Linked DNA regions of Homo sapiens: regions 2, 3 and 4 are each linked to region 1. Evidence: chromatin loops called from intact Hi-C (ENCODE). Cell type or tissue: dorsolateral prefrontal cortex. All regions are shown on one strand.

The links. A loop is a pair of places that touch in the nucleus more often than their neighbours do. Peaks named below come from ENCODE experiments on the same cell type or tissue, not always from the same donor. Only the 100,000 strongest peaks of a DNase experiment are listed, where the experiment ranks them.
Region 2: a loop joins it to region 1, with 7 times the contacts of the local background. A loop is called at or near these places in 91 of 110 quality-filtered maps.
Region 3: a loop joins it to region 1, with 2.2 times the contacts of the local background. A loop is called at or near these places in 35 of 110 quality-filtered maps.
Region 4: it touches region 1 in a loop (4-fold over the local background); 16 of 110 quality-filtered maps call a loop at or near these places.

The regions. Positions count from the first base shown.
Region 1 is chr10:43,345,217-43,353,216 of GRCh38, forward strand. It overlaps LOC105378271 (a long non-coding RNA gene), which reads left to right. Exons shown (of 3, transcript XR_945902.3): 3 at 5,017-5,090. It overlaps LOC107984226 (a long non-coding RNA gene), which reads right to left and starts at 6,002. Exons shown (of 3, transcript XR_001747439.2): 1 at 5,118-6,002. RefSeq lists a silencer at 3,336-3,495. In dorsolateral prefrontal cortex, CTCF peaks have their summits at 3,437 (motif pointing left) and 3,641; DNase peaks (open chromatin) are centred at 3,485 and 3,886; H3K4me3 peaks cover 2,107 bases; H3K27ac peaks cover 5,321 bases.
Region 2 is chr10:43,290,295-43,298,294 of GRCh38, forward strand. No RefSeq gene overlaps it. Among named protein-coding and RNA genes, the nearest start is that of RASGEF1A, 27 kb to the left of the region's middle. RefSeq lists enhancers at 3,403-3,904, 3,905-4,404. In dorsolateral prefrontal cortex, a CTCF peak has its summit at 3,104 (motif pointing right); a DNase peak (open chromatin) is centred at 3,097.
Region 3 is chr10:43,208,157-43,216,156 of GRCh38, forward strand. The region is part of intron 1 of RASGEF1A (RasGEF domain family member 1A); the gene reads right to left. Among named protein-coding and RNA genes, the nearest start is that of RASGEF1A, 55 kb to the right of the region's middle. RefSeq lists an enhancer at 3,409-4,011. In dorsolateral prefrontal cortex, no CTCF peak of the experiment used is centred here; DNase peaks (open chromatin) are centred at 665, 4,104 and 7,094; H3K27ac peaks cover 2,926 bases.
Region 4 is chr10:42,863,553-42,871,552 of GRCh38, forward strand. LINC02623 (long intergenic non-protein coding RNA 2623) reads left to right here and starts at 7,969. Exons shown (of 2, transcript NR_134479.1): 1 at 7,969-8,000. RefSeq lists enhancers at 2,281-2,914, 2,915-3,548, 7,313-7,814, 7,815-8,000 and a silencer at 3,327-3,396. In dorsolateral prefrontal cortex, CTCF peaks have their summits at 1,242 and 3,308 (motif pointing right); DNase peaks (open chromatin) are centred at 1,155, 2,861 and 3,319; H3K4me3 peaks cover 885 bases; H3K27me3 peaks cover 792 bases.

The sequences.
Region 1 (8,000 bases):
TGGTGAAACCCTGTCTCTAATAAAATTACAAAAAAATTAGCCAGGCATGTGGCAGGCACCTGTAGTCCCAGCTATTCAGGAGGCTGAGGCAGGAGAATGGCGTGAACCCGGGAGGCGGAGCTTGCAATGAGCCGAGATCGTGCCACTGCACTCCAGCCTGGGTGACAGTCTCAAAAAAAAAAAAAAGAAAAAAAGAGTGTTGGCCAGGCGTGGTGGCTCACGCCTGTAATCCCAGCATTTTGGGAGGCTGAGGCAGGCAGATCACCTGAGGTCAGGAGTTCGAGACCAACCTAGCCAACATAGTGAAACCTTGTCTCTACTAAAAATACAAAAATTAGCCGGGCATGGTGGTGGGTGTCTGTAGTCCCAGCTACTCAGGGGGCTGAGGCAGGAGAATCACTTGAACCCAGGAAGCAGAGGTTATAGTGAGTGGAGATCACGCCATTGCACTCCAGCTTGGGTGATAAGAGTAAAACTGCATCTCAAAAAAAAAAAAAAGAGGAGTCTTAGGAGTAAATTTAACAAAATAATTGCAAAATGTGTACTCTTAAAAATACAAAACATTGTTGAAAGAAATTAAAGTGCTAAATAAATAAATAAGGTTGGGTGTGGTGGCTCACACCTATGGTTCCATCTACTCAAGAGGCTGAGGTGGGAGGATCACTTGAGCCTGGGAGGTTGAAGCTGCAGTAAGCCATGATCACACTACTGCACTCCAGCCTGAGTGACAGAATGAGACCTTGTCTCAAAATAAAAAAGTTAAATGCCGGGCACAGTGGCTCACTCCTGTAATCCTAGCACTTTGGGAAGTCGTAGGCAGGCAGATCACCTGAGATCAGGAGTTTGAGACCAGACTGGCTAACATGGTGAAACCCCATCTCTACTGAAAATACAAAAATTAGCCAGGCATGGTGGCAGTTGCCTGTAATCCCAGTTACTCAGGAAGCTGAGGCAGGAGAATTGCTTGAACCTGGGAGGCGGAGATTGCAGTGAGCCAAGAGTGCGCCATTGCACTCCAGCCTGGGTGACAGAGCAAGACTTTGGCTGGGTGCAGTGGCTCACGCCTGTAATCCCAGCATTTTGGGAGGCCGAGGCGGGTAGATCACCTGAGGTCAGGAGTTTGAGACCAGCCTGGCCAACATGATGAAACCTCGTCTCTACTAAAAATACAAAAAAAAATTAGCTGGGCATAGTGCCTGTAATCCCAGCTACTCAGGAGGCTGAAGCAGGAGAATTGCTTGAACCCAGGAGGTAGAGGTTGCAGTGAGCCGAGATCGCGCCATTGCACTCCAGCCTGGGCAACAAGAGCAGAACTCTGTCTCAAAATAATAATAATAAAATAAAAATAAAAAAGTTAAAAGTATGGTGTGTATATATATATACACACACACACTCATACAAACACACACACACACACACACATATATGTACATGTATAGTATCAGCCATGAGGTCCTGCCAGAAGATGACGGCTCCTAATGCCACTTCCCAACACAAGAGTTCAGTGCCCACATATGCAAGGCTGAGAGCCTCACAAAGAGCAGGGCAAGGTACACACATCAGTGATATAAAGCATATAGGATACAATATATTTATACAACATGGAGGGGATTTACATGCTATCTAAGCAAGAAAGGTATTACACATCTATCTTCCTACACGTAGAAATGTAGAGTAGTTTAGTAATCACCATGCATAAATACATAGAATGGATAACTATAGTGGTTACATAAATATTGAAAGAATGATGAAAAAATGTAGAATAGTGCTAAAATTAATTCTAAGTGGAGAAATGATATAGATATAGATATGCAAATATACACACATATGTCTCTCTGTAAATTGGTAAAGTTATACATTTGCATATATATATCGCAGTTGGATAAATATAATGTTTAAAGGGACATTATTTATAGAAATACTATAAAGTATGGGGCACAGTGGCCTGCACTGTAGTCCCAGACTTGGGAAGCCAACCTGGGAGGATCGCTTGAGCCTAGGAGTTTGAGACCAGCCTGGGCAACATAACAAGAACTTGTCTCAAGAAAAAAAAGAAAGGCCGGGCGCGGTGGCTCACGCTTGTAATCCCAGCACTTTGGGAGGCCGAGGTGGGTGGATCACGAGGTCAGGAGATCGAGACCACGGTGAAACCCCGTCTCTACTAAAAACACAAAAAAATTAGCCGGGCGTGGTGGCAGGCGCCTGTAGTCCCAGCTACTCGGAGAGGCTGAGGCAGGAGAATGGCGTGAACCCGGGAGGCGGAGCTTGCAGTGAGCCGAGACTGCGCCACTGTACTCCAGCCTGGGTGACAGAGCGAGACTCCATCTCAAAAAAAAAAAAAAAAGAAAAGAAAAAAAAGAAAAAGGTAAAAAATACCATATATTCACTTTTTTTTTTTTTTTTTGAGACAGAGTCTCACTCTGTCACCCAGGCTGGAGTGCAGTGGCATGATCTTGGCTCACTGCAACCTCCACCTCCCGAGTTCAAGCGATTCCCCTGCCTCAGTCTCCCAAGTAGCTGGGATTGCAGGTGCCCACCACCAAGCCCAGCTAATTTCTGTATTTTTAGTAGAGACGGGGTTTCACCATGTTGGCCAGGCTGGTCTCGAACTCTGGACCTCAGGTGATCCACCCGCCTCAGCCTCCCAAAGTGCTGGGATTACAGGCGTGAGCAACCGTACCTAGCCACACATTTCTTGATAGATAAGATACATAAAGTTATTCAATAAATGTATATCCAGATACTTAATGGTTAGGGAAGCTTAGTTAAGGCACCTGGACACCAGGAAAACATGCTTTTCCCACCAAAAGCTCCAGATGGTCCTGTCCGGTCCTGTCCAGTCCTGTATCAAGATGCCAGTGGGGAAACTGAGTGCCTGTTGAGGCAGGCACCCAGGAGGCAGCACAGCCAGTGAGGAGAAGGGAAGGGATATACAGGAATGTGAAGTTTATGGTATTCGAGGTGCACTGAGCACGCTGTGTACGAAGGGCTGGCCTAAGCCCTGCAGGGGCATTATTCATCTCATCTTCTCTACCCTGAGATGGATGATACCATCATCCCCAAGTTATAGTAGAGGAAACCAGGGCCCAACAAAGAAAAGCTGCCACACCAGCAACTTTATAAATCTTTACAATGATGTGAGAATTTGTGGGCTAGCCAGATTTTTAAAGAAAACTTCAAGTTTGAGCAAATTTGCAGACACTCAAAATCTACTCTCCCTAACCTGGAAGTGTCTCTGCAAAAATAAAAACAAATAAAAAGTAAAATGTCATGACAATTAGTGGACTAGTCCGGATTTTTAAAGAAAACTTCAGGCTTGAGCAAACTTGCAGACACCCAAAATCTACTTCCTGTATCCTGAGAGTCTGCACCAGGGAGAGCAGTGGGGAGGGTGGAACTGATGCCGAACTGTCCTAGACCGCCCCCTTCTGGCCAGAGGAGGTGGGCTCAGCTGTCTCCATGAACAAAAACCGCCCTCTCTTGGCTAGAGGCAGAGGCCAGTCCTCAATAAGGGCCCTGTGTGTGTGTGACAAGATGCACTAACCACTCGCTTCGTGCCTAGTGGGGCTGTGGCCAGGGTGGGGCGTTGCTGGCTTGGCCTGGAGAGGGGACACAAAGGGACACATCTGAAGCCACAGAAATTTCAGAAACAAGCAAATGCAGGGTCACTGGGAGACACCTGGACACTGCAAAGATGCAGAGATAAAGAAGGAAACAACAGTTCAGCAGAGGGAGAGAGAGAGATGGAGCAAGGACAGGGAGAGAGACACCCAGAGAGAGATAGAGAGACTCTCCCAGACAATACCAACCAAGCCAGAGAGATGCGGAAGGACTGAGATACACAGAAGCCGTCCCCGCCCCGGCCCTGCACCCCAAGACATGGTGGAAAATGAAGCATCTTCTCTGACCTGAGCTGAGACAGGCAGGGAGCCCCTAGCAGGAAGAGCTCTTCCCTTCCCCATCATGTGGTGTCTAGACAGTCTTCCCGCCCCAGCCCAACACCCGATTTCAGAAGCTCCCAGGAGCTCTGCATCCTAGTCCTCCGGGATTTGTTGGTACAAATGGGCTTGCTGTGGGTCTTTCCCCAGGATGGGCTAGGACTCTGTCTGTGGCAGCAGGCCCAGTTTCCCAGCTTCCTAAATTCCACTGCCATGTCTCTTTGCCTGTCTCATTCTCCTGGTGAGTATGCTTGCCTTTTCACACAAAAAATGGAGGTTTCCTCCCAACCAGCTCTGTCCCACTGAGGCTGATAAAGAACTGTGAACCTGGCTGGGCATGGTGGCTCACTCCTGTAATTCCAGCACTTTGGGAGGCCGAGGTGGGTGGATCACTTGAGATCAGGAGTTCGAGACCAGCCTGGCCAACATGGTGAAACCCCGTTTCTACTAAAAATACAAAAAATAGCCGGGCGTGGTGGCTCACACCTGTAGTCCCAGCTACTCGGGAGGCTGAGGCAGGAGAATCGCTTGAAACCGGGAGGCAGAGGTTGCAGTGAGCTGAGATGGCGCCACTGCACTCCAGCCTGGGTGACAGAGCGAGACTGTCTCAAACAAAAACAAAAACAAAAACAAAAAACTGTGAACTTTGCTGGGCATGATGGCTCACACCCCTAATCCCAACACTGAGAGGCTGAGATAGGGGGATCACTTGAGGCCAAAAGTTTGAGGCCAGGTTGGGCAACAAAGTGAGACCCTGTCTCTGTAAAAATACAAATTAAAGAACTGTGACTTGGAGATGCCAGTGACTCTTCCTGGGCTTTGATGAAGACCCCTTCCTGGCTGAGGAACAGAACCTGTCCCAACCTGCCTGGACCAGCCCTGGGGCCTCATCTGGCCCCCACCCAGTGGCCAAGGCTTTATTATCAGAACCAGGACTGCCTCCTCATGAGTGCAGCCTCCTGAAGATGGCTGGGAAGTCCATCAGTTGAAGGCCTGGGGAAGGAGGAGATGTGAACTCCTCCTCAGTCAGGAGATGACATTTACCTGCAATCTTCCTCTTATCTTCCCCCACCCGTAGGCCACATTCAGCATTCTTCAACAAACACTCTGTTGCCTGTGCCCAGAGACCCAGATGCTGGAACCTGACCGCCCGGATCTAATTCTAGTCCCACCACTTACCAGCTGGCTGACTTGGCAGGCAACTTCACCTGTTGTGCTTCCGTTTTCCATAGATAAGATGGAATCTGGCTAACATCAACGTCACTGAGCAGGCTGGGTGCAGCAACTCACGCCTGTAATTCCAGCACTTTGGGAGGCTGAGGAGGTGGGAGGATCACTTGAGCCAAGGAATTTGAGTCCAGCCTGGGTAACATAGCAAGACACCCCCCAATAAAGAATCGAGCCTGCCCAGCCTATGGGTGCTGATTGCTCCAAACAATCCCTGCATTCCCCCATAAAGTCCAGGCTGCCCGAACCATGGCCAGTAATACTGGAGAACAACCCCTCCAACCGAGCTGCCCAAACTGGCTGCCAATCCGCAAGAACGGCCCCTTATCCAGCCTGCACCCCCACCCTCTCCATGGCTGCTAATCCTGGAAACAATCCCTCTATTCCCACTTCAGAAGCTGGCTGCGCCTCCCCCATGAGACACCTCTGCGCCCTCCCCGAATGAGCCGCACGTCTGCTTCTCCAAACGGCCGCTGTGCCCGGTGCTCAGCGCATCTCAACTCGCGGCAGGCCGCCCCGCGAGCCGCCTCTCCCTTTCCTGCGGCTCGAAGGGACCCCAGCGTGAACCGTGTGCTTGTTTTTCATTGTCTCCATCTCGGGGCTTCCTTGTAGAGTTTGGAGCTCCGCGTGAACAGCGCTCTACGCGCTAGTTCCATCGGCTCCTCGGTGCCCGCACGCAGCCGCGCGTGCCAGTCAGTGCCTGGGTCACCGCGAATTCCATCCCAACCCGCTCCGGCACCGCGACGGTCTCTCCTGTCACTGGAGACGTTTCTTGTGTCAGTGCAAATATATGTCGTTCCTTGTTTTTTTCTATTAAAGACAGTGCTTGGTGGGAACATTTCTGCACTACTGGAGTTTCTGAAGCTTCAACCCCACGCACCAGGCCCACCCACACCCGGGCCCCCGTTCCCCCGCCCGACCCACCCACAACCAGCCACCTAGCTCAGATCCCGGCCCATGATCTGCACCCCACGCCCGCCCCACACTCAAAACCGCTCCCCAAGGCCGCCTAAGCCCGCACCCCATGGCCTGAGTCTCCTCCCACACCCGGCTTTCCCCGTGCCCAGCAACTTCTGCAATGCCCGATCCCCCAGTATCCTGGCCCCCTGCATTCCAGACCCCCACACCCTCTAGCCATCGTCCCCCACGTCCCGGCCCCACCCCATGTCTGACTCTCCCACGCCCAGGGCCTCCCTCACAGCTTTCCCTGTCACACTTTGGTCACCTTCCCACACCCAGACCCCTGCCCAGCGCTGGGCCCACCCTAGTTCCAGGCCCCCTCCACACCCCCCAAACCTCCCCTACCCACACACACCCAGGGGCTCTGCCAAGGCTCTTGGGGGTTTGGTGGCAGCAATGTAGTTAATGAGCATCCTCAATTCAAAGAATGTTCAAGACTGCACTGCACTGGAGAACGTGAGAGCCCTGAAATCTTGCTGCTCCTATGTGAAAAACACTTGAAAGAGGTTTTCCCAAATTTGACAATATCCAAAACTTTCACATTAGCAATGGGGAGCATATATTCAGGGCAACTGGTATGGGGGGAAATGTTAGCAATAATAAGTGGTGAACTGGAATGCACATTTTCTAAGCTATTAGTAAAAAAAATTTAAGAGAGGGAGTCGGCTGGGCATGGTGGCTCATGCCTGAAATCACAGCACTTTGGGAGGCCGAGGCGGGTGGATCACCTGAGGTCTGGAGTTCCAGACCAGCCTGGCCAACATAGTGAAACCCTGTCTCTACTAAAAATACAAAAAAAAAAAAAAAAAAAATCAGCTGGGTGTGGTGGCGGGCGCTTGTAATCCCAGCTACTCGGGAGGCTGAGGTAGGAGAACTGCTTGAACCCAGGAGGCGGAGGCTGCAGTGAGCCGAGATTGCGCCATTGCACTCTACCCTGGGCAACAAAAGTGAAACTCCACTTCAAAAAAAAAAAAGAGAGGGGGTCAATCACACCAGAAGACCCGTTTATCCTTCATTCTTTCTCAAAGAAATTGTTATAATATTCTAAATCATTATCATATGAAGCAGTGATCATGATTATGCAGTTACTGGTAGCAGCAAAATGTAATTATGAGGGAATTAATTTTAAAATTTATCTTTTGGAATTTTGTTATGCTATGCTTTTGAAAATTTGCAGTTGTTTTGCTTTTGTCATTCTAAAATCATTCTTTTATCATTATAAATAAATACAAACTTTGAGACAAACTGATTATATTCAGAATTCTGTGCTCTTTTCTTTTTTCTTTAGAGATAGAGTCTCACTCTGTAGCCCAGGCTGTAGTGCAGTGGCGCCATCTCGGCTCGCTGCAACCTCTGCCTCCTGGGTTCAAGTGATTCTTGTGCCTCAGCCTCCTGCTTACAGGTGTGCGCCACCATGTCCGGTTAATTTTTTTTTTATTTTTTCGAGATGGAGTCTCTGTCCATCTTTTGAGCCGAGATTGCAGTGGTGCAATCTCAGCTCACTGCAACCTCTGCCTCCCGGGTTCAAGCAGTTCTCCTGCCTCAGCCTCCTGAGTAACTGGGATTACAGCTGCGTGCTGCCCGGTTAATTTTTGTATTTTTAGTACAGACGGGGTTTCACCATGTTGGCCAGGCTGGTCTTGAACTCCTGACCTCAGGTGATCCGCCCGCCTATGGCCTCCCAAAGTGCTGGGATTACAGGTGTGAGCTACTGTGCCCGCCCGGCCTAATCTTGTGTTCTTTTCTTAGAGATAACTCTACCTATGGTGCCAACTTCAGCTCCCACTTTCAGATCTGCCCTCCTCCTCTAGGGGCAGGTGTGTCCGGTCCTGGGGCATCCCTGCTGAGCACCACGTGTGCACAACTTCAGCTTTC
Region 2 (8,000 bases), 55 kb before region 1:
GGTCAGGAGAAGAGAGAAAACACAGACAGATGATGTGGGGAAAGATGAAGTGGGTGAAGGAAATTAGTCTTCGTGGCCCAATATGTATGAGGAAAGCTTTGAAATCATAGGCATCATGGAAAAATGTATGGAAAAAATACAAATTATCAAAATGAGTGAGAAAACCCCAGTAGACTTAAGAACTACAGGGAAGGAAATGAACAAGAGAACACAAGGTTTATCGTAAAATGCAGTGTCATTTTTTCAGGCAATGTGACTTTCTACACTGTCTAGAAAATTGAACTAACAAACTATAAGAATAATTAGGACAAATTCAACTATGTGGCAAGATCTACACAAAGCCCTCCTAGCTATCAGCAATGATGAATTATAACATAGAAAAGAAAAATGTCATTCATGATAGCAACACTGTTACAGCACATAGAGGGGAAGCCCAACAAAAAATGAGCAGTACCAATGTGGAGAAGACTATAAAGTGTAGCATGTATTGCACGAATAGAGATATACTGTGTTCCTCAATGGAAGATTGAACATGGTACAAATGTCAGTTTTCCCCTAAATTAGTGTAGAATTTAAATTTGGCATCAATTACAATCAAACAGGATTTCCGCTATAAAACTGACAAGCCAATTAGAAATAGAAAATGTACAAAAAAAGACAAGTGTGAAAAAGAGAAGAATGCAGCAGAGATTCTCTGTGATACACAAAATATGCAATAAATGATTTTAATTGAAACAATATATAAAAATAAACATATAGCCAGCCTGGACAACATTGGAAGACCCCATCTCAGCCTAAAATAATAACAATAATAGAAATCATCTAGGTGTGGTGGTGTGCACACCTGTAGTCTGAGCTACTCAGGAGGCTGAGACAGGTGGATCGTTTGAGCCCAGGATTTTGAGGCTACAGTAAGCTATGATCACGCCACCACACTCCAGCCTGGGCAACAGAGTGAGACCACCTCTAAAAAAATTTAAAAAAATAATAATAAATAACATTTTAAAAAAGAATAAATATATAAAATACTCACTTTAAAAAAGAACAGTGTCCTGAAATAGGCCCATGCATTTAGTAACTTCCTATAAACTAAAAGAATGTGAAAATATAGGCTATTCAAAAAATGGTTCTGGGTTGACTCACTATATTTGTAACATAAGATAGAGAGCTATCTCACAACACTCAAACAATCCAGATGATGTATTAATCTAAACCATTGTAAGAAAATTATAAAACCTTCAACTCATAAAAAAAGAAAATTATAAAACTTAAAGAAAATATGCAAAAATATAAGTGAAGAAAATATAAAAGGATATATATTGAGGTAGAAAAGTCATTTCTTTTTTGAGATGGAGTCTTGCTCTGTCGCCCAAGCTGGAGTCCAGTGGCGCAATCTCAGCTCACTGAAACCTCCCGCTCCCGGGTGCAAGCGATTCTCCTGCCTCAGCCTCTCGAGTAGCTGGGACTACAGGTGTATGCCACCACCCCCGGCTAATTTTTGCATTTTTAGTAGAGACAGGGTTTCACTACGTTGGCCAGGCTGGTCTCGAACTCCTGACCTCAAGTGATCCACCCACCTTGGTTTCCCAAACTGCTGGAATTACAGGCGTGAACCACCACACCTGGCCAGCAGAAAAGTCATTCTTAAGACATGAATTATAAAAGCTACAAATGAAAGATTAATACATTTGACCACATCAAATTTAAAACAAAAATGTTCTATAGAATAAAAGACACTAGGCAAAGCAGGATAGCTCACACCTGTAATCCCAGCATTTAGGGAAGTTGAGGCAGGCAGATTGTTTGAGTCCAGGAGTTCAAGATCAGCCTGGGCAATATACCATCTCTACAAAAACTAGCAAAAAATAGCTGGGCATAGTGGCATGTGACTATAGTCCCAGCTACTCAGGAGGCTAAGGTGAGAAGATAGATTGAGCCCAGGAGGTTGAGGCAGCAGCGAACTATGATGGCACCACTGCACTCCAGCCTGGATGACAGAGAGAGTCCCTGTCTCAAAAACAAACATACAAAGACACTAATTGCAAACCTAAAAGGCAAGTTACAGTGTAGAGGAAACATTGGCCACAGCTATACCAGGAAAAACAATCCCTGATACACGATTAAGGAAAATTCAACAACTAAGTAGGGAGAGGACATAAACAAGCAAATCAAAGAAGAGGAAGCACAGGCAACTGGGATCCATGAAAACATGCGTAATCTCAAGACACAAGACACATTTTTCACTCGTCAGTTTGGCAAAAACTGTGAATTATGAAAATGTTTAGGATTGGTGGGGTGTAAATAGGTGCAGCATTTCTGGAGGGCAATTCGTCCATAGCTACTAATGTCCCCAGTGTCTAGCAACATGGAAAAGTGTAAATAAATGATCCCTATTCGGCAGTTTAGAAATGAGGTCGTCCTATATGCATTAATATGGATTACATTGCTAAGTGGAAAAAGCATGTCACAGAAGCTTGAATCCATGGGACACTTTTCATGTCATCCATTTGTGTTAACTCACAGATGAAGCTCAAATTACACAAAAGTGAATTAAGCAGAAGCCCTCAGGAGGGACGTACACTGGAGGGTTGCCCTGTCATCTCCAGGGAGGGCCCCAGGCTTGGTAGCGGAGAGCAGGTGGCCTCACGAGGACTGCTACTGCATTTGAATGATCTCCCTGCTTTAATTGACAGAACAGGTGTGTGTATTGTGCATACAACGGATTCCTGTGCTGTCTTCTCAGGTCACAGAATCCCAGGGAGACATAAGGAAGAGGCGAGGACTCAAATGCTCTGCCAATCATTGGGAGTAACTTGTCCCTAGGGCAGAAGAAAGAGCTGCCCTCTTCTGTCCCTAAAAACATGTTTCTCTTCCTTAATAATATCACGGGGTGGGGGGGAGCAGGGAGAGAGAGACTGAGCAAGAGGGAGGCGCCGGAGTCCCTTTCTGATTCTGAGACAGTAATGCCCAGGTTTTGCACACCATGCTGTCCACTTTGCCAGCAGGACTGGGTGGCATGGCACTTCTGATAGAACGTCTGCTGTCTTTCTCCAGATTCCATTCTGTGCCCTTCTGCGAGGTCGAAGCTGGTGCTTCCTTGATCATACCAGCAGGTGTCAGCAGAATGTTCTGGACACCATCCCAGACGCTGGCTTCTTCCTCGTGGTCCTTCAGTGGTTTGTTGGAAACACTGAGGGCTGGGGTCGTCCAGTCAGGTTCCAGGTGAAAGTGTGCAGAATCACCTGCCGCCCGCCCAGCTCCTGACTCTGAAGTGCTGAGAGTGAACACAGCTTCAGAACAGATGAAAGGCACTGCTTCTCTCCCATCAACTCCACACACCCAGTGATAACAGAAAAGGGCAGTCCAGTCTTCTAGTCACCCTTCGATGTGATGGGGCAGCTGCAACCCAATTTTAGATGCTCCGAGAGGTTAAATCAATTCCCCAGGGCACACAGCCATAAACGGCAAAGACAGGACTTGAAGTCGAGACTGTGGTTCTGAATAGTGCCCTGTCTACACTACATGACCAAGAGGGCATTTCTGGAGGGCTTGAGGTTGCGTGTGTCAACCCCTGTGAATCGCAGGGTGACCAGGAGCAAAAGGCTTGCCACAGCTGAGACCCCCCAGGGTCTTGCTCTGGGCCTTCCCCTCCCTGGACCAGAGCAGCCCCATCTATGAAAAGATCATGCTGTACTCTAGGGTATCTGAGAGCCCCCGAGCACCACGGCTCCATGACTAAGAAACTCCAGAAAAAAACTGTGAAGTGCGGCTTCACTTCTCTGCATCTGGACTCAGGATGCGCCTCGTCCAGCCTGAGGACCCTGGACTTCATGCCTGGCAAAAGGCTGTGCCACTGAGGTTTCCTGAAATAACACTGCCCAATTCGGGGACATGCCCTACAGTCCTCTGGATCCAGGGAACACCTGTGAGCAACAGCCTCTGGGCTTGGACAGCCGATCCTGCCCCTCATGTGGACGGCTGGCCCACTCCCCCAAAGTCCCCGATCCTAGAGGGAGAGACAGAAATGGGGAGGTCTGGGTCTGTCCAGCAACCAGGATAGGCACCTCCTTCTTGATCCTGGAGACAGGCTCAGGGGGTGAGCACAGAGGGGACTTCCCAGGGTCGAGAAACTGCTTCCGGTGAGGTGAGAATGGATAGATCACCTGAGGTCCTGTGGTTACCCCACCCACCCGACCTGTGGTCCCCCTACCTCCTGTGGTGACTCCACCCCTTCCTGCATCCACCCAGCTCCTCCTGTGGACACACCACATCCTCCTGGGGACATCTCATCCGCTCCTGGGGACACCTTACCCCCTCCTGGGATCCTCTCACCCCCTCCTGGGGTCATCTCACCCCCTCCTGGGGACATCTCACCCCCTGTGGTCACCCACCCCCTCCTGGGGTCACGGTCTCCCCACCCCCTCCTAGGGTCATCTCACCCCCTCCTGGAAACATTTCACCCCCCTGTGGTCACCCACCCCCTCCTGGGAACATCTCATCTCCTCTGAACACCTCACCCCCTCCTGGGGTCACCCACCCCCTCCTTTGGCCCTCCTTGCCACTTTCACTGACCTCTCAAGCCCGCAGCCTCTGTGTGGTCCCCTGAGCACCCCGAATCCCTGTACCTATAGGTAGAGCTGGACTCCAGGGCACTCTGGCTTCATCCCCTGCTGGGCTCAGCCCTGAGATCCCCCCGGAGGACTGCAGCAACCCTGAGTTGCTGCTTGCCTGGCCCCACAGCTCTGTGGAGCCGCTCCTCTCCTCCTCACAGGGCTCTGAGGAGGGACCTAAAAGGCGAGTGGACAGCCAGCCATGGAGGGTGCCACTTGCTGGGAGTCCCTGCCATCCCTCCCGGCTATTGGGGGCCTGCCTCCCCTGTTGACAGCAGGCTGGGGATGGGATGAGCTTTGGCAAGGAGGTCTGAGTGGCCATGGCCTGGGCACCCCCAGGAAGAGCTGAGGGGCCGGATTTTGGGCTCCCTTCACTCCTCACCTCCCACAAGCCTTGCAGGTCCCATTTGTGGCTTCTGCATCCTAAGGCCCCGGCTGAGGGGACTCGCAGTAGACGGTCCATGTGGGTAAGAAATAGTCCTCTGGGTCACAGTCTCTGAGATCTGGGCCCCTTCATTACAGCAGCACGTCTTAGCCTGAGTGGGCTGGTGTCAGACACAGCGAGTGGCGGTAAGTGTGGGCCCCTCACCATCTCCCCTTCAGGGATGAAGAGGGCCTTGTGCCAGCAAAGTGAGTAAGAAAGAGCAGTCCCTCAAGAGGAGAGCAGGGAAGGGCAAGGGATGGCCGGGCCGAGGGCAGTGGCTGGGAGCCACCGAATGGAAAGGGGCGGGCAGTGGAGGGGGCGGTCATGAGGCTGGGAGCTGTGCCAGTGTCCAGCAGGCCGCACCCCTCCGCCTCCTCTCACCCCTCACAGGAAGGTGTTAATCCATACATCCGGAGACCCAGAGAAACCAAGTAACATTGCATTCCTGGCTGTGTTTCTTTTTTATTTTCTGTTTTGGGGATTTTGTTTTTGGAGTTTTTTTGAGACAGGATCTTGCTCTGTTACCCAGGCTGGAGTGCAGTGATATGAACATGGCTCACTGCAGCCTTGAACCCTGGCCTCAAGCAATCCTCTTGCCCTCAGCCTCTCAAATAGCTAGGACTACAGGAGCACATCAATACACCCAGCTAACTAGTATTTTGTGTACAGCTGGGTCTCACTGTGTTGCCCAGGCTGGTCTAGATCTCCTGGTGTCAAACAATCCTCCCACCTCAGCCTCCCGAAGTGCTAAGATTATAGGTGTGAGCCACCACGCCAGGCCTGTGTTTCAGTGCAAAATAATATCATTACATATCTTTCAAATCTCTCCAGAATGATGAACTTTTGCAGGTGCCTCATTTGATGAGGTCAAGGATCCCATCTTAGATATGCAGGCAGAGGCCATGCCAGCTAGTACAAGCCTAAGGCATGTAGAGGTAGACGGCATGGCCGAGGGATCATAGACTGGGTGCACTGGTCAGGAGTGGGTGAAGTAGGTAGAGCCTATGGGGGGGAGGGCGCAGCCACATAGAGAAGTCCTGTGTCCCCACTCCTGCCCCAGGCTCCTCCACAGGTGTCCCAGCAATGGGCAGGTTGGTAAGAGTCAGGCTGGGCTTTTTACGAGGAGAGGTAGAGACATCTTCGTGGCCTTACCCTGGAGGAGAGAGACCACCAGCTGGTGAGAGACTGTTGTGCTGGTACTGCTGGGGAAGCCTGCACTCCACCTAGCGTTAATGAGAATAGTGTCTCCTTGGAGGCACAGGGTAATCTCATGGGGGACAATTATCTCAACAAACGTGAAGCCCAGCCACAGAGATTTGAGTGGAAGGAACACAGATTTCTGCTCCTGTTAATTTCATGCTTGACTTAACCGTCCTTACGTGATTGTGGCACTGGTGACAGTGCACTGGAAACACTTCTTACTCTTCTTCCCCAGCCAAACCTTCTCTTTCTTTGTCCCAAAGATTTGAACTCTTGCTTTTGACTCAAGTTCCCTGTCTTAGAGATTCATGGGCATCATTGTGGGAACATGTTTATTTTGCCTCTCCTGGCTGGGTGTGGTGGCTCACACCTGTAATTCCAGCACTTTGGGAGGCTGAGGTGGGTAGATGGGTTGGGCCCAGGAGAAGACCAGCCTGGGCAACATGGTGAAACCCTATTTCTGCAAAAAATACAAAAAATTAGTTGAGTGGGTGGCACGCACCTGTAATCCCAGCCACTCGGAAGACTGAGGCAGGAGGATTACTTGAGCCAAGGAGGTTGAGGCTACATACAGTGAGCTGTGATCACGCCACTGCACTCCAGCCTGGGCGACAGAATGCAATCCTGTCTCAAAAACAAACAAACAAACAAAAAAAACCTATAATAGTAGGTGCTCAATAAACGTTTATGTTTTAAAAAGGAATATCATGATCATCCACACTTTTAGAATGATGAAATTGAGGCTTGGGAGAGTAGGATGTTTGCCCAAGGCCATTCAGTGCATAGGTGGCAGAACAGGAGTGGGAATTCAGATCCCTCAGACCCCAAAAGTTGAAATCTGCCTTTGCAGGTGGGAATAATTCCACCCCTCCTCAACAGCCACATTGGACTGAAGATGGGAGTTAGGGAAAGAGGCATTTGGGGAGGACATAAGTAAGAACTTGTCAGCAGGATGGGCTACATGGTTTTGAATAGACTGTGATTTAGGCTGCACATTGATCTAGGAGCTCTTGATTGCATTTCCAAAGGTGGTCACGTATGCTCTTTCCACGGTATGACCTGGATACACCTCCATCGAGAGGTGGAGTCCAAGTCCCCACCCCTTGACCTGGGTGGCCCTCAATAACTGCCTTAACTCATAGCGTATGGCTTCTGAGACACAAGGCCACACAGCTTTGTCGTGGGCCTCTCTTGGGGCAGGCGCCTTGGGATCAACTGCAGGTGTGAAGCCTGGCTGCCCTGAGGCCACCATGCTGGGGAGGCCACATGGAGACTCTGCCAGAGATAGTGATGCAAACACCCTCTGAGGCGGGAGGATCACTTGAACCCAGAAGTTCAAGACCAGCCTGGGTAACATAGAGAAACCTCATCTCTGCTAATAATAAATTAGTTGGGCATGGTGGTATGCGCCTGTAGTCTCAGCTACTGGGGAGGCTGAGATGGGAGGATCGCTTGAGCCTGAGAGACGGAGGCTGCAGTGCGCCGTGATCAAGACCCTGTCTCTAAAAACAAACAAAAAAATCCTTTAAAATACTCTCTCGACTCTATTTTTCTTGTGCCTCTTTTTGCTCCCATTTCCAGGAAAATATGCTCAAAAATTCATCTACTTTCATGGTCTATACTCACTCCCATCCCATCACTCTTGAATCTATTCCAAATCATTTCCTCAACCAAAACTGGTCTTGTAAGGCTTCAGTGGCCTCCATGACAGCCAATTCTTTTTTTTTTTTTTTTGAGACGGAGTTTCGCTGTTTTCACCTAGGCTG
Region 3 (8,000 bases), 140 kb before region 1:
AGTTCTGGGTTCAAAAGGCGACCAGCAGGTGGTAACCTTGGTCAGTTGGGCCTCCTCACCCCAAGCTCTTGGGGTCATCAGAGAGGGCATTTGCCGAGCCACTGGCCTCTCCCACTGCAGGCTGCTCTGGTCAGGAGGTAGTATGTGGGGGATGCACTCTGACACCCCACAAACTCAGCCCCAGCCGATCCCCCACAGGGCAAGGCCACTCCATGTCCAGCCTGCAGAGAGACCTGCCTCAGTGCTAGGAGGCCTGCCTAGGAGTTGAGGAGCCATCCTGGGGACCCAGCCCACTGGTCAGCAGCCAGAGAGGGGCTGGGAAGGCCACGCCTTCGAGGGTGGGGGCCTGGAGGAGGAGCATGCAGGGGTGTCCCAGGCAAGCAGAGGTTCTGCACATGCTCAGAATCCCTTTGGGGAGTCAGCAGAGCCTGAGGGGGACCGTGTGGAGCCGCACTGACCTGAGAGGTGGGGTGCTCTGGGTTCCTTCTGTCCTGCCTACCTGGAGACCCACCTGGGGACACGGCCCAGGGCTAGGTCTCCTGCATCCAACAAACCAAGACCCTGCAGGTCTGGGGGATGCCCCATGAGCCCCTACCCCCGAAAGCTCAAACCTAGCAGGGCCCACCCTGCCCAGCCACGGAGCACTTCGAGGAGGGTCTCCAGGGCTCAGTGCCAAGTGGAGAGGCAGGTTCCCTACATGGCTTTTCCCGGGCAGGAATGCCGGCCCTGCAGCAGGCCCACTCCTTGTTCCTGGGTGCATCTGGCCAGCCCTCCACCTTCCCAGCTGTGAAATGGTGATGATGACAGCACTTCCACTGCGGGGTCCCCTGCCGGCCACCCCCACCCAGCCCTGAGGTCGCTTGTTCTTGCACCTGCTTCCTCCTTGCCCCAACAGCAGGGGCAGGCACTTCGACAGGCAGCTGCAAACCTGTGTATCTGAACAGCTGTGTCCACCACCAGGCAGCCCCTTCCCAAGGAAGAATTGCACACTGGGCTCTTGGCTCCAGTCACAGCAATAGCCATCATGATACACCGATGGCCAGGGTGCTGAACACTGAAAACCGCAAGGCTACAGTTGAAGAATCCCAGTTACTCTTCCCAGTCACCCCCTATGCTCCCAGAGAACCCGTTATTCCCTTACGCAGACGAGGGGTGAGTACCTGCCCCAGGTCACAGCCAGAGGGCAACAGTGCCAGGATTCATGCCGAGCAAGCAGCAGGGGTAGGCAGGGAGCCCAAGTCCGAGCCTGGCTCCACCACCTGTCTTGGCTATGTCAAGATCCTCAAACCCTTGGAGCCTTAACTTCTTTGTCTGTAAAATGGGCACAGGGAGCACTACTTCAGAGGTTTGCAGGGAAGATCAGAGGAGCCCCTGTGTAAGGTGCTGGGCACCAGGTGCCTCCTCACCCCCAGGAGCTGATTCCCACCAGCATGATTGCTCAGCACCCCTACAGACCACACAGGAGGCACTGCTTATTCTAGACACACTGGCCCTTTGTGTTTGGGCACTGTGGAGAGCTCAGGAAGCCCCCCCACCAGGGCTAGGCAGAGATAGGGCTGTGGCGGGCCAGCTTGCTCAACCAGCATTTGTGGGAACCATCACCTCCACCCCAAGTCCAGCTGGGGCTGGCCTGGACAGAGCAGGCCACCCTGACCCCAGAGAGCCAGACCCTGCATGGATGCTCTAAGGCCAGGTGTGGTCCCCAGAGCAGGAGCAGTACCTTCTCCTGAGCCAGAAACTGGTGGGAGTGGGCCCAGTGCTCCCCTTTCAGGTAGCTCAGCTGCACACTGGCGTTCTAGACCCTTCCCCTACAGCCTCTCAGTTCCAAGTGTGGCCGCTGGACCTGCAGCTAAAGCATGACCTGTCGATTGTCAAAGAGCAGATCTCAAGTTCCAGGCCAGGCCTGCTGGGTCACATCTGCTGCTGAGCAAGACACCAGGTGAATCATGTGCAGGTGAATGGAAGGCCCGGGAAGCCCACCTGTGTGAGAACCTCAGCCTCCAGGTAAGCTGCACCGGCTAACTCAGAGCAGGGGCCTGGTACGGAGGCTCATGCCTGTAATCCCAGCACTTTGAGAGGCCGAGGTGGATGGATCGCTTGAACTCAGGAGTTGGAGACAAGCCTGGGTAACATAGAGACCCCTGTCTCTACTAACATTCAAAAAAAAATTAGCCAGGTGTGGTGGCACAGGCCTGTGGTTCCAGCTACTTGGGGAGCTGAGGCAGGAGGATCACTTGAGCCCAGGAGGTTGAGGCTGCAGTGAGCCCTGATCACACCACTGCACTCCAGCCTGGGCAATGGAGCCAGACCCTGCCTCAATCAATCAATAAACAAACCAGGGCAGGCCCTCAGCTGTAGTATGTGCACACCAGCACCATGTGGGGATTTTTCAAAGACACCGTGCCTGACCCCTGCCTGGACAACTGATTTAACTGGTCTCAGGGGCAGGAGAGGCACTGGCATCTTCCACAGACTTCCAGGAAGCACGGGGAGCCTCTCTCCTGCCTCAGCTGCTCCTGGCTGCACCAGACCCATCTCGAGGCAGCAGACCCTGTGAAGGGCTCAGGAAGCACCCTCCTCCCACCCAGGATGTAGGCACAGACGGGGCCGGGGCCAGCCAGTGTGCCAGACCAGTCTCTGTGGGAACCCTCACCTCCACCCCAGGTCCAGCTGGGGCTGGCCTGGAAGAGCAGCAGCCCCTTGCAGGGAGTGGGGGACAGGCTTGCACCCAGTAGCCCCTCTGACTCCTTGGAGCAGCAGCCCCTTGCAGGGAGTTGGGGACAGGCTTGCACGCAGTAGCCCCTCTGACTCCTTGGAGCAGCAGCTCCTTGCAGGGAGTGGGGGACAGGCTTGCACGCAGCAGCCCCTCTGGTTCCTTGCAGCCCCTCCTCTGTTCAGGCAGGAAGGAAAGCACCTCCTAATTATAGAGCTAATCAATGCAGAAGAAACGTGCTTATAGCAAAGCAGAGAAGAGTGACTCACTGTCTCCTGGAGGACGCGCCTCACTCCCTTCTCACCTCCCACGCAGGGCCGGTGGACACAAGGGCAGTCCCAGGGGCCCAGCCTGCTGGTGAGAGGGGTGCCCTCTTCCATCTTGGAAGAGAGCAGATTTCCATACCTGGCTTTACTTGGCTCTCTGGGGGCACCATTCGAGAAGGGGGTCCTCCCTGTATCTGAGCCTAAGTCTTCCTGGCTGGGCCTCCAGGGTCACACCCCTGACCTGCACAGCCTCAGCAGCACTGTAGGAGGCCTGGAGTGGAGGCTGCCTGGGAGAGGCTGAACCTAGAGGCCCCTTGCCACCTGCCTGCCAGGATGCGCTGCAGCAGGACAGAGGGCAGGCGGCAGACAACCAGGCACAGGGCTCTCCCCAGGCCTCCACTACTCTGCCTCATTGTGGCTATCCCAGCCTTTTCAGGCTTGGCCCAAGGTGCCCCACCTGGCACATATGCTGCTGTCCCCCAGAGGATGAAGTGACTCGTGGGGTCCTGCTGCTGTCCCTCCTTGGTCTGCCACAGGTGATACCATCCTGAGAGGCCCCCCACAGCTGCACCCCCAGTCTCTCATGCCCTTGTCCACACCCCCGCACACCTGAGTCCTTTCCTGCAGTTGCAGATCCTGGGCCTGGGACTGCATGCCAGAGAACAGGCTCTGTCCCCACACCCACGGGAAGCCTCTGGGTGGCCCTAAGCCTGCTTCCTCGGCTGGACACTGGGTGTGGAATGTCTTGTCCCACCTCCCTGCAGGGTTGCAGTGAGGTTGAAGGGAGAGACGGAAGCTAGTGCGGTTGTGTGCCTGGAGCAGAACCAGGTATGTGGTTCTGTGCCACCCACATCTAGGCCTTGCCTCAATGGTGCCCAGTGGCCCAGTGCTGGGTGCCACTGCTTCTGACCTGTGGCCTCTGACCTAGGCCCTTAGGGCCATGGGCACACACCACACCGCCAGCCCTGGGAGAGGTTGGGGCTGGGGCAGGTTAACACCCTGTAGGAATCCTCACCCCAGAGGCACTGTTTTGAGACACAGAAGTTTCACAGAGCCTCCCCAGAGATGCCTGGGATGCCAGCTGTTGTTGGAACACATCCCGGCATCTCTCCACTCGCTCCCAGCCTCCTGCTGCCCGGGACTGTGCTTCCCAATAAAGCGAGCACAGCCAACATTTCCGTGAGCTCTGATCTCAGGTTTAAGATGGGCTCTGAGACCTTGCACCCCGCCCCATGGAGTGAGTAGGGTAGAGGAGGGGCTGTCATCTGGTTTCTCAACCCCCTCTGACTCTAGAACAGCCACGTGCTGATGGCGCCAAAGTGCCAGGAGGGGAGAGGCCAGGAGCCTGCATCCACATGTGGGCCAGGCCTCCCATTGGTGGTCGGCCTGGGGCAGTTCCTCTGTCTGTGTGAGCCTTAGTGGCACTGGCACCTGAACCTCATGGTGGCTGTGGGGAGTGCGGGGTGGCAGGGAGACACATGGAGTGTGGCTTCCAGCCCAGCACAAGTGCTCACACGCAGGGCGTGCTTCAGTGCAAGTGAACACTGCTCCTGGGGCTCTGCTCAGCCTGGGTGAGGGACTGTGGGAACACAGCCCTGGATCTCCAGGACCTTTTCCAGTGGGTACGTTCTGGAGCTCAGCCTCAATACACCTCAGGGGAGAGGCACTTTTAGGGGACACAGCCTAAAACTTTAGCTTCTGAATATTCACAGCTCCCCCCACAACACTCACACACACAGGTTCACACAGGTGCACACATGCACACACAGGTGCACAGACCCCTTCGCACCAAGGAATACACTGTGCCAATCACACAGCACTGAGAGTGGAGGTCACTATGTTAAGTGGAGCAAGCCAGGCACAGCAAGACCAACGCTGCATGTTCCCACTCAGGTGGGAGCTGAAAACCTTGCTCTCATGGAGGTAGACAGTAGAATAATGGCTACCAGAGGGCAGGAGCGGGAAACAAAGATAGCTTGGGCAACCGGTACAGACTCACATTTAGATAGAAGAAATAACTTCTAATGTTCCATAACAGACTCAGGTGGCTATAGTTTGCAGCAATGTATTGTATACTTCAAAAGAGATAGAAGAAATGTTTCCGACACATAGAAATTACAAATGCTCAAGATGATGGATACCCCAAATACCCTGCCTTGATCAGCACATAACCCATGCATGTAAAAAATACATGTACCCCATAAATATGTAAAATACTACATATGAATAAAAGAAAAGAATAGCTTGAGGAGAGGAAAAAAGCATAGAGAGCAAGAATGGAAGTGGCTAGACTGAGGGTCCAGGGTGAGAAGAGGGGAGGGGGCAGCCAGGATCTGAGAAACTTTCCAGCCTTTTAAGAAAGTAAGAGGAGGGACCCTATGTAGCCCCAGTGCTATGAGAGATCCTGGGAGAGAGAGGAAAAGGGAAGTTTTTGTGAAAGAGTACGAATGACATTCCTTTTTGCAGCCTCTTCAAGGACGTTGGAGAGTTTTTTATTGTTTTTTGTTTTGAGACAGAGTCTTGCTCTGTGGCCCAGGCTGGAGTGCAGTGGCACGATCTTGGCTCACTGCAACCTCTGCCTCACAGGTTCAAGCGATTCTCCTGCCTCAGGCTCCCGAGTAGCTGGGATTGCAGGTGTACACCACCATGCCCAGCTAATGTTTGTATTTTTTAGTAGAGACGGAGTTTCATGATGTTGGCCAGGCTGGTCTCGAACTCCTGGCCAGCCTCAAGTGATCTGCCCGCCTCAACCTCCCAAAGTGCTGGGATTACAGGGTTTAGCCACTGCACCCACCTGCTACCCAGCTATCTAATGTGACCCATGCCCGTCCCCCAGGCAGCACACAGAGAGAGGCCATCTGCCTCTGGCCTCATGTGTGCAAAAGCTGGATGCGCTCCTCGGGAGGGGCAGCCACACAGTGTGTACACCTTTCCTGAGCTGGTGCACAGTCCTTCCCTCCATTCAAACTGCAGCCATGGACTCTGAGACCTTGCACCCTGCCCTATCACCCATGAGCTCCTGAGAGCTGCAGCTACGATGGAGGCCCAGCAGCTCTGAGCCCAAGCCTGTGGCCTCACTGCAGCCAGAGCCTGCTGTGCGTGTCGTCTTCCCGTGCACCCACTCATGTGTCCAGGCCTGGGCAGCAGCTGGGTCACTTTCCACTCCCGAATGTTCTTTCTGTGTCCTGCACTGAGGATGCCCAGTGATGAGGAGACCCAACAGAGCCACAGGAGGCTTGACACCACCGTGGCCTCATAAAAGATCCCCAGGGAAGGGGGACGCAGGGGTCAGTGAGCATTCACCCACCCCGCCCCCCTTCGTAGGTGTGTGCACAGAGCACAACTGTCCAGCTCCCCAAAAGGGGCTATGGGAGGAGCATCAGAAGGTGGCCCTATGGGGTAACTGGCCATCCTCCAACACCACCAGCCCCACCACAGCAGAGAGTAGGAACAACAGGCCAGGAGGGGACAGAGTCTCCTGCACAGCTGGTCAGGAACAGGGTCAGGCCTCCGTTCAACTCCAAAGGGAAGAGCAGTATAAGGCAGGCTCCTAGCACACTGTCGGAATTCTAGGACCCCTTCTGGATCCTGGAGTCTGCAGTTCTGGAAACTTCCAAAGCAGGGATTAACCTTCACTTGACTAACCTTGCTTTGCTTTAAGTGTGCATCGTTAGGAGTTAGAGTGAGCTGTGTGCTGGCCATTCCATGACTCATCTCAATGCAATTCTCCCTCACCCAGGGAGACAGCCCGGAGAGGCCCGTTTCTCAGATGGGGACACTGAGGCTCAGCTCACAGGACCCAAGAGGCCGTAATGTGCAGGACTGCCCAGGTCTGCCCTGCTGTTCCTCGGACCTCAGCATTGCCCCTGAGAGCACCTGGCAGGGGCATGGCCCCCTGAGCATCAAGTGCAGGCTGAAGCCCTGGCCTGGACATGTGGACAAGCACACATTCCCACGACCTGCAGATGATTCGGGGGACCGATGAGCTCCCAGAAGCTCATCTGTGGACTTCAAATTAAGAAACCCAGCTTCCTGGAAAACTGGGACAAAAACAGCCCTCAGGGCCCATCATGCATGAGTCCCAGGGATCTGCCAGGAGGTGGAGGAGGGGTTCGAGCCAGCCCCCTGCCTCTGCCAGCCTTGGCAGGGGGCTTCTTTCTGAGGCAGCACGTGGGCTTCTATTTTTTAACCTACTCAACAAAAACGGAGACTATTTTTAGCTCAGCAAGCTGCAGGGCATCACAATTAGCAACTGAAAATTACACATCTCGCCTGTCTCCCCTCTCTTGGCTGGCAGGGAGAGCGTGCTCCTGGAGGGAGCTGGGGGCAGCCCTGTGCCATGATCCTGGTGGGCCTCAGGAGGGGAGAGACCTGCGCACCTACCTGTGCTGGGCTGGATGCATGCCACGGACCCGACAGAATGGGCTCTTCGCCCTTCAAGGGATAACCGGCCAGTTCTCTGAAATTACCGGCACTGGGGTGGGGAAGGAGGTGGGTGTTCCCGGAGCCCTATTCTTTGCCCATTCATTCATTCACAAGTGGTAATGATCCCTGCCTAGATACTGGAGATACACCAGGGGAAAAAAACAGGGTTCTCTGGCCCCAGAGAGCACCCCACAGAGCCTGTGTGGTGCCACGCACAACGGCCACAGATGGCGACATGATATTCTGGGTTAGGAGAGAATCAGTGCTCCGACAGAGGAGATGGAAGGTCAGGAATGTGAGTGGGAAAGCGGTAACCTCTGCCTGGGCGGTGAGGTTGGCCTCCCTGTGGAGGTGAGGCCTCAGCCGACTGGAAGGAGCTTCTGGGAAAGGACGAGCAGAGTGAGTGGACAGAAGCGCTGGCGCCAAAGCCTGGGAGCTTTTGGCCCATTAGATCTCTGGCAAACCCTCCCTGGGGCACCTCCTGGCTGCCTCACTTACTCCAAAACATGCACTGACTGATGATGTGTGTGTCGGCCTTGCTAAACCTGGACCTGTGATGTGCCAGGATCAGGGTCCCCAGCAGTGCCAGGCTGCCC
Region 4 (8,000 bases), 480 kb before region 1:
GCTATAACATTTCCCCTGGGAACTGCTTTGGACATATCCAAAGATTTTGATAAGTCACACACTTATTGTAGTTTGTTTCTGAAAAGTTTTTCATTTTAGTTTTTATTTTCTCTTTTATTCAAATTATCATGCGCTTTCTCCTTTTATCCTGTTTCTGACAAATTAATCTAAGGATATAAATCTCTCCCTAAATGTCAATTTTGTTGAGTTTCATAATTTTAATATGTAATACCCTATTGCTATTGAGTTCCAGGCATTTTATAATTTTCATTGTGAAAACTAACTTTGTTTCCAAAACACACTTTTTCTTTTTTTTGAGACAGAGTCTCACTCTGTCGCTCAGGATGGAGTGCAATAGCACAATCTCAGCTCGCTGCAACCTCTGCCTCCTAAGTTTAGGTGATTTTGTTGCCTCAGCCTCCCTAGTAGCTGGGTTTACAGGCTCTTGCCACTATGCCTGGCTAATTTTTTGTATTTTTAGTAGAGACAGGGTTTCGTCATGTTGCCCAGGCTGGTCTTGATCTCCTGACCTTGGGTGATCCACCTGCTTCAGCCTCTCAAAGTGCTGGGATTACAGGCATGAGCCACCATGCCTGGCCCCAAAATGCACTTTTAACATGGTCTTTGTTACTGCATGTTTCTAATTTTGTTGCTCCCTGGTGAGAGAATGTGATTTGTATAACAGCAATTCTGGGAAAGGGGCTGAAGCTTCCTGCTCCTTTAGCACAGCTAATTTTCCCAAACGCTGTCCATGAGCTTGGAAAGAGCATTGTACTCTGTTGGGATGGGCTCAAATCTCTCTGTAAAAATGAGTGTTCTTCTGTTGTTATTGTTTTGGTTTTTGTTTGTTTTGTTTTGTTTTTTGTCTCACTTGTTTTGTTTGCTCAGATCTTTTGATGATCTGGATAATCTTTTAATTTATGCAGGATGTTTCTCTGCTTGTGCAGGCTGGTGGGATGGGGGACTGGATAGAGGACAGGTGTCTGCTTGCCCAGGACTGGCAAACTGTCACTTGCCCTGGTTGTGCCTTGCCAGGAGCTCCCGTGCCTGTCTCTGAGAGTGTCATGAGCTCAGTGGTGGTAGTTGTGTGGTGGATGCACTTCCCCCTGGGTTGGGGGGTGGGTGGCTGGTCCTAACTGTTTGTTGTTGCAGATGAGACACGGGCGCACTTCTGCTTCCTGATGGATCTTGTCAGTCGTTTGACTTCTTCCTGGTCTGGGCTCCTGAGTTGGCCCTCTGCAGGCCAAGCAGGAATGGAGCTGGCTGCTACAAGAGTTCCTTCACTAGAGGGCATCTCTCCTCTCTCCTCCCACACATGGGAACACGCGGGTGGGCTTTCCTCCGCCCACTGTGGTCCACAGCCCGGCTTTCCACTCCTCACCCTCTGCTCTCAGACAGACCTGCTTTTCCCTGGTGTCTGTGAGAGGTGATTCTTCATTGTGCCAAGAATGTGGATTTTTTTGAGAGCAGGGACTCTCACAGATATTTGCACACCCATGTTCAAAGCAGCATGATTCACAAGAGTCAAAAGGTAGAAGCATTCTGAGGGTCTATGGGTGAGTGGATGGACAAGCGAAATGTGGTTATGCATACAGTAGACTGTTACTGAACCTTTAGCAGGAAGGAGATTCTTTTTTTTTCTTTCTTTTTGTGGAGAATGGGGTCTCGCTATATTGCCCAGGCAGGTCTCGAACTCCTGGGTTCAAGCTATCTTCCCACCTCTGCCTCCCTAACAGCTGGGATAATAGGCATGAGCCTATAATATCACCCGGCCAGGAGGGAAATTCTGAGAGGCATGCCAACACGCATGAGCCTTGAGGACATTGTGCTAGATGGAATAAGCCAACCACAAAAGGACAGATACATTGCGATTTCACTTACATGAGGGGCCCAGAATGGGCAAATTCAGAGACAGAAAGAGCAATGGTAACAAAAGGAGGGAGCTGGTGTTCAATGGGTTCAATGCTCAGTGGTGTTCAATGGGTATGGTTTCCTTTTGGGAAGATGAAAAGGTTCTGGAGATGGACGGTGGTAGGGGATATGCGAAAATGTGAGTGCACTTAATGCCAGTTAACCCACACTAAAAGATGGTACAACTGTGCATTTTATGTTAGGTATATTTTCACCACAATTAAAAAATTTGAAAAGAGCTTGGATTTTGGAGCTGATCTGCCTGTTTCAGATCCTGCCATGAAGTTCTACGAGCTTGAGCCAGTTCCTGGGCCTCCTGGTGCCTCAGTCCTGCATGTAACACGGCGAGCGCGTGTGCACACGGCTCTGGGAGTTCTCGTGCAGCACTCAGAGCTCAGCGTGGGCGAGGGCGTCACCCTTCAGGGGGCGTCCATGGGGCCTTGGAGAAGGGAGGCTCCGGGGCGCCACAGCAGTCTACCGGGAGAGGCCAGGCCAAGCGCTTGTTCACCCGCAGCCCTCTTAGGGAACTTTCACATGCTTCTCCCACTAGGCCTAGGCACCCCTCCCCACCCTCCCTGCCCTCCTGGTTCCCTGATCCTCAGTGACCTTGTCCTTCAAGACTGAACTCCAGAGTCCCCACCCGAGGACCCGCAGTGCCCGGCCGCCGCGAGCTCGCGGGGTGTATGCCCGCCCCGAGGCTCCACCGCGCCTGTGTGCCGGGAAGCCTGGCTCCACAGGACCCTCAGGCACTGGGCGCGCCGTCGCTGCAGCTGCCAGGAGCTCCTGAGGAAGTGGCTCGAGGCCCCGGGGCGGGTCAGGCGTAGGGTGGGCCCGCTGCCCTCACACCCGCCCCGGCCGCACACAGGAGGCGCGATCAGCAGAGTCGTTGGACAGGTTTGGACACCGGCTGTCTCTTTCGGGCCTCGGTTTTCGCGTCTGAAATAAAAGCGCGCATCCTGGCCCTGGCGCGGTGCCTCTGCCGCGGTAGAGGTTTCCACCATGAGCCCAGTGCGCCTTCCAGGCTCGAGGGAGAGGGAGTGTGCGTGCGTGTGAACGCGTCACACTCTTGTGTGAACGCGTCATACGCTTGTGAAAGACGGTGCTTGTGCACACGCGTGTGCGTGCGTGTGAACGCGTCAGGGTACCCGAGGATGCACACACGCACGTGTGAGTGTGCGCGAGTGCGTGCTCAGAGGACAGCTCTCAGCAGGCTGGGGACCTCCTTCCTCTCACCCCTGAGGGTTTTGGGGGACCAGCCCCCGTATCCGGGTGCTGCGGGATCCCCTGAGGCGAGCGCGCACCGCTGTGCTCGGGCTCCGGCTTTGTGGGGACCCGGCCTTCCCGGCCCGCACCACGAGGAGTTCCACGCAGTAGCCACGAGGTGGCACCGCAGACTCGCTACCGCGGAGCGCGGCGGCTCCCGGCTCCCAGCAGCCTCGCCTAGGGCTGTGGCCAGGGCGGTCAGTCTCAGGCCCAGGCCGCTGCTGCCAGGAAAAGCAGGAACAATCGCCAGTCACGCCTGCTGATGCCCCTGAAGTGCTTATGCTCCCAGGCATGGGCTGACCGCAACGTGCATTCTCTCCTTTTATGTCCCTACTGTTTGGAACCCTGTTTTTGTTTTTGTTTTTGTTTTTGTTTTGTAAATCTGCCGCTTAAAATACCCAGGGTGGAGCTAAAAGTACAGACACTGCTCAACTTACCCCTGGCTGCGGCCCGATAAGGCCGCTGAGAGTGGAAAATGACTGAGTCCACCTGACTACCGAATAGCACAGCGTGGGGGCCTACCTTGGCCTGCTGAGAACACTGCCCTGAGCCTGCGGTGGGCAGAAGCATCAACACGAAGCCTGTTTTGTAGTCAAGTGTCGGATACCTCATGTAATCATTGACTACTGTACTGAAAGTGAAAAACCGAGTTGCCGTGTGGGACTCAAACGAGGGTTTCTGCTGACTGTGGATGGCTTTTGCATCACTATAAAGTTGAAAACTGTTAAGTGGAACTGCGGTTAAGTCGGGGCTGTGTGCACTAGAGACCTGAGTTCTGCCGCTCCATAGCTGTGTGACTTTGGACACATATTTGAGCCTGAGTGTCTTCTACACAAAATGGATTTCTTAGCATAACATACACATGTGTACGCGCCCGTGAGCATACGCGTGTGTGTTTGCATGAACACATCTGTGTATGCACGAGTGTGTGCACATCTGTATGTGGCTGTGTAAGTCCGTATGTACATTTGTGTGCATGTCTGTGTGTGCATATGTTTGTACGTGTGTGTGCTGTGCATGTGTGTGTTAAGGCCCTGGGGTGGAGCTGAGTTGTTGAGGGGAGATGCTGGGAGGGCAGCCAGCACCAGGTGTTTGTTGGCCAGGAGAGAAGCTGCCATCCAGGTGCACTCTGGGGCTCCTGCTTCAGTGGCACAAGGCTTCGGGATTGAGGAAGCTGGGGGCTGGAGCAGGGCAGTCCTGCACCTCATGGGAGGTGCAGAGTGAGGTCAGGAGGATGGAGAGAGTGCCAGAGAATGGGGGGAATCTGAGGCATCAGGAAAGGAAGACACAGGCCACGGAGAGGGCAGCTGGGCCCTGGGTGAGGCCGGCCCTCAGGAAGGAGGTGCCACAGGTAGGGGAGTGCCCAGATGGAGAGCCCAGGGGTATGGACCCACGGGTGTATGACAGTGGGGGTACTCCTGAAACCGCAGTATTATCCAACAAGCAGGGTTGGGACAACTAGTTATTTCATTTAAAAAAACAGGTCAATGTCAGTCCTCATTCTATGCTTTAAAATAAGCTCCAGATGGACTCATGCTTTACATGTAAAGAAGAAAAGGCAAAAAGAAAATAAAGAAAAGGCTTGTAAGCAGGTAGTTAATTGGGGGCAATCCCAGGATGCAGGAGAGAGGGGATGGAGCCACAGCAGGTCTGGGGAAGGGAGAAAAGCCGGCCCCGAGACCAGGGCCCAAGGACCCATTCAGGCCAGCAGTGCCTTCTGTGCACTTCCGCAAGGTCACACGTTCTTCCAAAGTTGCCATCATGGAGAGGTAGGCTTCCACGTAGTCTTGACTCCACTCGATTTCAATCCTTGGGTGGCTTTTCCTGTGATCACACTCAGCCCTGATACAGCCATTGCTGGGGCCTCCCCTGGCTGGACGTTCCGCTTTTGGTCCACATTCTTTCCTCCTGCCCTGAGGCTGGCCATGGGCCTCCTGAAGGCTAGCTGGGAGGACCTCCCTTCCATGGCTGTGCTCTTGCTCTGCCCACGCTGTCGCCTCCATCTCTACCTCCCTTTCCATCCTCACCACCAGCGCTCGAGTCAGTGGGGAGCTTTTCACTCACCAAGCCCAGGCAGGTGCGTCACGTGAATTTCTCTTGAGCCTCCCACTAGAGGTAGTGGCACTGTTGTCACCCTATCTGCTGAGGATATGCTGGGGCTGGCAGGGGCTACCCAAGACCAAAGGTGTCGCTGTCTCCATCCTGTGCCCACCCAGCCCTGCCCCCTGGGATCCCTTCAAATCTTTTTTTTTTTTTTTTTTTTTGAGATGGAGTCCTGCTCTGTCTCCCAGCCTGGAGTGCAGTGGCGTGATCTCAGCTCACTGCAATCTCCGCCTCCCGGGTTCAAGCGATTCTCCTGCCTCAGCCTCACAAGTAGCTGGGACTACAGGCACCCACCACCACACCCGGCTAATTTTTTTTTTTTTTTTTTGTATTTTAGTAGAGACGGGGTTTCACTATGTTGGCCAGGCTGGTCTTGAACTCCTGACCTCATGATCCCCCTGCCACAGCCTCCCAAAGTGCTGGGATTACAGGCATGAGCCACCACACCTGGCCCCCTTCAAATCTTAACAGAGAAGCCACCAAAGTCTCCTTGGGTCCATCACATGGATGGACCTCCTGGGCCCTTCAGCCCCTGGGCTTCCCTTGAGGTCCTGGAGCTATGTGGGCTCCAGCTCTGGGAAGGTGGACCCCCACGTGTGTGTCCTGCCGTCACTGTCTCTAAGGAGTCTGGCTCACACTAAGTGAGCCATAAGGCCTTGTTCAAGGTCATCTGTCCCACTGATTTCAGACGCATGGTGGAGTCTGAAATCATCTGTCCCCCACAGTGCATTCAGAGCCCTGTCTGGACTAGGGCACACACACATGCATGCTCATATATGCATATGCACATACGCACACACATATGCATATGCACATACGCACACACATATGCATATGCACATACGCACACACATATGCATATGCACATACGCACACACATATGCATATGCACATATGCACACACATATGCATATGCACACACATGCAAGGCTGCAAGGCTCATGCACACACACACATGCACACACATGCACACACATGCACATGCACACACATGCACATGCATGCTCACATGTACAGGCACTCATGCACCTAGAGCCTTCTCATCCTTCACTTTGAGTCCCCCCTCCCCTTGCCCATCCTTGCCCATCCTTCAAGGGCTCAGTCAAAAGCCATCTTTTACAAATTGTCTCTGGTTGACTTTCTTTTTTTTCCCCTCTTAGAAGAAGCGATGCTGTCCTCAGTCATCGAGCATTCACTGGGCGCTTCATGTGTGCCAGGCCCCGACATGGGTCTTGGGCATGTTCCAGTTCTCATGTCCTCAGGGCTCCTTGGTGAGTCGAGGGTGAGGAGGACACGGAGGCACAGGAGGCCACGGGGCAGGTCTAGGTCCACTCAGCCTCCAGAGTTCAGCCCTCCCTGCTGAGTCGGGGTGAGCAGGACAGATGCCTGCTCCTGGAACTTGGTGGGTGAGGTGGACAGGCATGCAGGGAGGCGCCAGGCTCAGGGGCTGTGGAACAGAGAAAGGAAGCTTCCAGGACATCAAACAATTCCTGGAGTGCCAGGGCAAGAGGGGAATCTGGGTGGAGGAAAACGTGAACAGGGCAGAGGTTGGAGGTGGATGTGGCCCCCGAGCACGTTGGAGGCGACTGAGGTGCTTCTTGACTTTGGGCATCTTCGTTCATCCCTGCATTTGCACATTTGTTGAACACACCTACTGAGACACTTGTTTTCTTTCCATGGTCCATACATTAGGAACATAGAGTTAGCTTCCTGGGGAACTTTTTAAGAAGTATTCTTAGAGAAGAAACCAGGAGGCATCGTTGTGGGATGTTGGTCCAGGATCTTGGGTGTGTCCTTTGGTCTTTTGTGGGTCAGGTTAGCAGGAATTGTGTCCTGAGGTGTTGGGACTGCAAAGTACAGGTTCCCTCCTGCCCACACTGATGCCTTCAGGGAATGACCTGTCTGCTCTTCTAAGAAGAACACTTAACTCAGCCTTGGCTGACCTCAGCTACCTGTGCTTTCTTCAGCCAGGCTCTGTGTTTTGTGCTTTTACTCTCAAAACAACCCTATTATTATCCCTGTCCCACAGACGAGATGCTGAGCCCCTGAGAGGCTCAGTAGGTGCCTGAAGGTCTTCCAGCCAGGAGGTGGCAGAGCCAGGGCCGGCCTGGCCTGAGGACTCCGAAGCTCCCATGGGCACAGCTCCTTCATGCCAGCTCTGTGTTGGGATTTTCTGTGGTTGTCACAGCCATCTTCCTGGTCAGCTAAGTTACAGACAGGGTGAAACTAGGATGGCCGAGCTGGAACCAGAGCTCATTCCTGAGCAGGGCACCTGGGCCCTGCCTACGGTGCTGGGCAGGCTCCTGGTGTGGAGGTCAGGCTCAGATCCTGCAGTCCCTGTGGCCGTGGGGCTTTTCTAGGCACCCTCCTGACTGCTAACACCAGGAGGGCCTATGATATGGGACCGCTGCCCCATGACGTGTGCCAGGTTTCTGCACGTGACCACTGGGAAAGGCTGGCCCTGGGCTGGGTGGATCCGCACTGCCTGCTGGCCCCTGCACCCAGATGGTGCAGCCCACACCCCTCTGATGCCCACCCACGCCCGGCTCTGGGACTTCCCTCCTTCCGCTGTGTCTGACCCTGGTTGCCCTTGTTCTGCCACTGGCTTGTAGCAGCCCTTCCGGAAGCCATGTCCTCCAGGGAGATTTGATTATGTCCTGGTGGTGCGACCTCGCTAATGCAATCAGGAAGTTTTCTCAAGACTTCAGCTGCTTTGTTGGCAG